2 separate regions of the Homo sapiens genome follow, and region 2 is linked to region 1. The links are chromatin loops, found by intact Hi-C in ENCODE. Cell type or tissue: chondrocyte. All regions are shown on one strand. Each heading gives the region's core, and the rest is flanking DNA. Links, peaks and the distances in the headings are about the cores only. Region 1 has its middle 250 kb from the start of LINC01435. Region 2 has its middle 250 kb from the start of SORCS1.

The links. A loop is a pair of places that touch in the nucleus more often than their neighbours do. Peaks named below come from ENCODE experiments on the same cell type or tissue, not always from the same donor. Only the 100,000 strongest peaks of a DNase experiment are listed, where the experiment ranks them.
Region 2: a loop joins it to region 1, with 12 times the contacts of the local background. A loop is called at or near these places in 31 of 110 quality-filtered maps.

Annotation. Positions count from the first base shown.
Region 1 is chr10:107,813,502-107,816,429 of GRCh38, reverse strand. No RefSeq gene overlaps it. Among named protein-coding and RNA genes, the nearest start is that of LINC01435, 250 kb to the left of the region's middle. In chondrocyte, for the core only: CTCF peaks have their summits at 1,234 and 1,440 (motif pointing right); no DNase peak of the experiment used is centred there.
Region 2 is chr10:107,408,491-107,411,418 of GRCh38, reverse strand. No RefSeq gene overlaps it. Among named protein-coding and RNA genes, the nearest start is that of SORCS1, 250 kb to the right of the region's middle. In chondrocyte, for the core only: a CTCF peak has its summit at 1,709 (motif pointing left); no DNase peak of the experiment used is centred there.

The sequences.
Region 1 (2,928 bases), core at 209-2,708:
AGAGCTGCACATGCAGACTTTTCTAGGAAATATTAAGGATCTGGGGTTTCATCTCTCATGGTTTGAAAAGATCACTCTTTCCACAATATGAAGAATGGCTTGGGGACAAAAAGTGGGAGACAAGATGCCAGGCTGCTGCCAAAGCCCTGGGGAGATGGTGATAGCAAGGACTGCAGAAGAGAAGAGCAGAGTAGTGACAGATTTAGCAGGTGAGAGTGTCAGGAATCACTCATGATGCCAGCAAAACGGGTGATGCAGGAAAGACATGTGAGGATGATTTCCAGGTTTTCAGACTGCTCCCCTGTGGGAAAGGTTATGTCCTTTTTGAAGTAGAGAGTGCTGGAGGAAGAGAAATTAGCAGGGAGTTTGAGTTTGTTCTAGGCCATGAAGAGTTGAATTATGACATAGAAAAGGTATTTGAATGTACAGCTAGAGTTCAGAGTAGATATCTATACTGAGTTTGAAAGCAAAAATGAAGAACATTTAAAAATTTTATTTGTGTTTCTCCAAGTGTTTTTTTTAACACTACTTGTATCAGAAGCACTTGCATATCTCTCATGACTCAATAGTTCTCAGACTTTAACATCCCTCAGAATCACCTGGTTATAGTGAAGTGAGGAAGACAAAAGCTCTAGAGTTTGCTTGCTTCGGTTTGAATCAGCTCTGACACTTTCTAGAATAAATTTGCACAACGTGGTGCTTCTGTGCCTCTATATCTTTCTCTAGAAAATGGGGATGATAATACCTACTTCAGTTGGGTTTCTTGAAGCTTAAATACAAAAACAGGGACATAAGGAATTAAGCTAAGTAAGCTAGCACACATAAAGGCTTTGGAACACTTAGTGGCACTTAGTAAACAGTCAAAAAAGGCTGGTGTAGCCATGATTGTTTTCCAGATAATTTTTTAAAATGCAGATTCATGAACGGCAAACAGGATTATGATGTTGACATCGAGTTACAGAGCAAAGTGAGCATTTCAATGTGGATTTGGTGGTGGTTCAGACTGGAGATAGATGATTAATTAGCATTCAGTGACTCTGGGCAGGATAATCTTGGACTCTACCACGCCTATTAAATCACAATCTCTTGGTTCGTAGGACAGGAAGTCGATATTTCTGAATAAACTCTCCAGGTTCTGGTGATGCTGATCCACTGCCAGGCTTGAAAGTGGTTATATATTAGACAAGATCCTGTGATTCTTGTTGTGTCAGGTCTGGTTGTTCATGAAAATGTGCAGTCCTCCTTAAGATGTTACTTTTCTGGGAAGCAGGTGGCCAGCCAGAAAGCACACTGGGTATGGGGTGTGAGCACATGCCTAGCACTCAGCAATGGACATGAAAGGAAGCGATGTTTATCACTTCTGGGCCAAGGCTTCTAAGAAGCAGTGGTGTCCTTTCCACCCTGTTTTTCCCCTTTGGCTCATGGAAGCAGAGGACAATGAGCACTAGGGGGAGCCGTAGCCATAAGATGAAAGGAATTGAGGGCATGGACTTGCTGATGGTAGGATAGTCTGCTGTCACACAAATGAGGAAAAAAAGCTTCTAATATGTTAGGGAAATATTGGAAATTACTTGTAATGGCAGTTGGTGTTACTCTGATAGGTGCTTTTAAACATGAGACTTCTGTCTAAGGCAATATTTATCCAAAACCTATTGATGGCAAGGGTCACTCCATCACAATCAATATGCTAGACTCTTATGATACAATGAATAAAAAGATATTTTGTTTGGTTCTTGGAATATAACTATCTGAACAATCCCAATTTTTCGTTGTTTCTGGTTGTTATTGTTTATTTTTTATTTAAAGTAGAATAATTACTAAAAGTGTGAATTAGGAGGAATCTTAAATTTTTCTGAGTAAATACGTATTATAAATTAGCGAAAATTGGTAGCTTTCTCTTTGGTATCAAAGCTCTTCGATGGCGCAGGAAAGGATTCGGTGGTTTTGTCTGTCTGAAAGTAAGTGATTGGTCTCTCTTCTGTATCTCTTCAGACAACCAAACGCCTGTTTTTGTAAAATAAAAGAATGTGGTTTGTATCTAGATCATTACTTAAACTAATAAAAAAATTGCCAAGCAGTGTAAACATCAATACTTATGAATTATTACCCTAAAGAATGTTGGCTAAATTTACATATAGATTAAACTTAAATTTATGAAATGTGATTTTCTTTCATTCTGATGACTTAATGTCATTTGTATTTTATGGGCAAGGTTCCAGCACAAAATGTTCTGTTTTTCTATGTGACTGAGGACATGGAAGACCTCACCACTTGATAGACCCCATGACATTAAATTGCAAATTGAATTTGAGATGGCAAAGAAAGAATATGTTGAGGCTTAGAAATTAGAACGACATGGGGGTAACACACATGGCCTGAGAAACTCACAATGAAGCTTCTTCCTCTTGAAAAGAGGTTTACAGAACGCAGTTTTTATTACTGAGGCCATATGTTTGATATCAGCCTTTGATTAACACCCGCCCCACTTGTTCTTTTCATGGAGAAGACATGGATCTCCTTTCCTGGAGTTTTATTATATGAAAACACACACACACACACACACACACCATTAAATTGCAAATTGATTTTGAAAAGCAGCAAAATGACATGGTAGAAAGTGACTGAGGCCTAGAAATTAGGATGAGGCAAAGTTAATATGTTACCTGAGAAATTAATAATCATCTTTCCTGCTTGCTAATGAGAGTTTACAGACAGCAGGTTCAATTATTGAGGCCGTATGTTTGATGTCAGCCTTTGATCGGCACTGACTCAGCTTGTTCTCTGCAGGGAAAAGTCTTTAATCTCCTTTTCTTGTAGTCTCTTACACATACACACCCCTCCCACATAACTTGACCGGATAAAAGAGAAATCAGACGCTTATGTTTTCACTTTGATTGTTCATGCTTTAGATTGAAATGGCTTTCCTAT
Region 2 (2,928 bases), core at 301-2,800, 410 kb after region 1:
CTCTTATTGTGGAATTTTGAGAGGCAGGGAATTAATTGAAGAGGTTGACATTCATTCTCTAGGAATCATCAAAATGTTTATTTTGGACCCAGTCTGTGTTAGTCCATTTTCACACTGCTATAAAGATGCTACCTGAGACTTAGTAATTTATAAAGGAAAGAGGTTTAATTGACTCCCAGTTCCATATGGCTGGGGAAGCCTCAGGGAACTTACAATCATGGCAGAGGGCAAAGGAGAAGCAAGTACCTTCTTCACAAGGTGGCAGGAGAGAGAGAGAGCAAAGCGGAGACTGCCACACACTTTTAAAACCATCAGCTCTTGTGAGAACCCACTCACTATCATGAGAACAGCATGGGGGAACCGTCCTTATGATCCATTTATCTCCCACCAGACCCTTCCCTTGACACCGGGGGATTGCAACTTGAGATGAGATTTGTGTGGGGACACAGAGCCAAACCAAATTACAGTCTATATTATGCACTGTAACTACAAATAGAAGGAAAACATTAGCTGTTCAGTCAGGAAGTTTATGGGATTGCAGGGCCCACAATATAAGGGAATTTTTTTCCTCTTCATCCTAAAGACTACTGGAAGTCTTTGAAGTATTTTAAGTAGGAACTTCAGAAAGATCTTTGAATCAGTGGTTCTCCTGCAGAAGGAAACCGAGAGAGAAGGGCAATATTAGGAAACAGAGACTCCATTAGAAGTTTCTTGCAACATAAAAATAATGAGAGATTCCACAAAATTACTTGAGTGGAGACTGAGAAGTGGCTGCAGGGGTCACTGATATTAGGAGGATGTGATGTGGAGGCAGCTGGGAGAGGATTTTCAGAAGGAGAGGGCGGGATTGAGATCTATCTGGAGGTTGTATCAGCTCTGCTCTATAACTGACTAGATGTGGAGGGCGATGAGCAGAGAAATTGAGTATGATTCTCAAGTTAATGGCTTCCATCACTGGCTGGGTGAAAATGGCAGACAGTAAAGAAAGTAAGATAGAAGACAGTGCAATCTGTTGTGTTTTTGGGATGGGTTAGTCAAACTCATTGTGGTGGAGATAACTTCAAGACCCTAGGTGAAGGTGCCCAGTAGATAGTTGAGGACACTGGTCTCTAGGGAGAGAGCTGTGGGCTATAGATATAGACCTCTGACTGAGTAGTATATGAGTTAATATTACACGAAGTGTCACTGTAAATGAGACCCCCTCAAGGAGAGTAGGTAGAAGAGAAGAGAATCCAGAGTGAGCTCCGGAGAGCAACAGCATTTAAGATGGAAAAGAAGAAGAGCATGAGAAAGAAACACATTTAGAAGTCAAGATGAGGACGATGAATGGGAGATAGGTGAAAAATTTGGGAGAGCCTACCGAAGTATGATTGAGGAAAGAAAAAGTATTCAACACTGCAAGGTGCAAATGAGTGTTAAAGTGATGAAGCCTTCGTAAGTGATAGGATTCTTCAGTTAGGGTGCCATTCACAGCCTTAATTAGAGCAATGCCAGACACTTTACTCAGATAATTGCATTTAATTTATACAGTAGCTGATGAAGCAGGTAATATAATCCTAATTTTACAGATGAAGAAACAGTAGCTTAACTAACTGACTCACAGACATGCAACTAGTTATCAGCAAAGCTCAGATTCAGACTTAGGAAAGCCGATGCTGAAAACTGCACTCTGAATAACTAAGCTCTACGGTGCCACCCACTGACGCATCTAATTAATTTCAATTCAGCATGTCACTTCACAGTTTAGGGTTTTGTTTTGTCCTCTAATTTTCCATAAGCACAAATATTAGTTCACCAGCACTATTCTAAAGCATCATCAGAACTGAGTGAGACATATATGTTGCTGTGTGTTGGCGTCAAGTTTTTAGCCAAAAGCAAGGTAGTCCCCATAGGTGTCCCGTAAATTCCATTAAATACATGATATTGAAAAGAAATGAGCATTTGAGGTGTTAGAGTAAATGCAGATCAGCCAGGTTGTCCTCCAATGACACACATAGCAGCTCGAAAGAACAATGCCAACTATTGACTGTGCTCCCTGGTCCTAAGCATTAGATCATTGCGTTTCTCTAATGATTTATGTGTGAAATTTCCAAGGTTATATGAATAGGCCACAAACAGACTTTGATATACCCATAATGGGTTAATAATGCATACTCCATACTTAATGCATAAGAAAGTAAACCACAGAAATTCCACAAAAAAGGACAAACATCTCTGGTGAGCAGTTCCTCTGAGCTTAGAGTCTGGAACATACTATTGTGGAAGGAAAATGCTTTTAATCTTCCTGCTGATGAATAAATCACAGTTTTTAAAAATATTTTAAAACATTTGAACAGCACCACCCCAGGACTTCATACAAGCTCTATTTTTCAGTTCCATCAGCATGCAAGCCATTCTCTTAATTGTGTACATAACCACGTACATAAGCAATGCCATGGATTTTGCACACTTCTGAACAATGGGCACCCTAGATATCTTGCGTGTAATACCGGCTGCCATGGTGCAATTAGAGGAGAAATAAATCTTACCATCTTGATGACAGCCTGTGCATCCAAAACCAGGCAATATAGATGGCTTTGAGAAAGCGGAATCTTGTATTCTTTGACAATGTAATTATTATGCTCTGTCAGCTCATTTGACTTTTTCATAAAAATCACTTAATACTTCACAAGGATATTACTTTTGCCATCAAATATCACTTTTGGAAATGTTAGTAATTTAGGAACTCCTATATTAAAAATGGCTAATTCAGTAAGTACATGAAATGCCATAATCTGAGAGGCCTTCTAACCTAAAAGATTTCCCCCTCCCCAAGCTTTATTAAGATATAATTAGCATACAAAACACTGCACATAATTAATGTATCCCATTTGGTGAGTTTAGACATATGTAAATTTTACTCCTGTTACCATCACCACAACCCAAGTA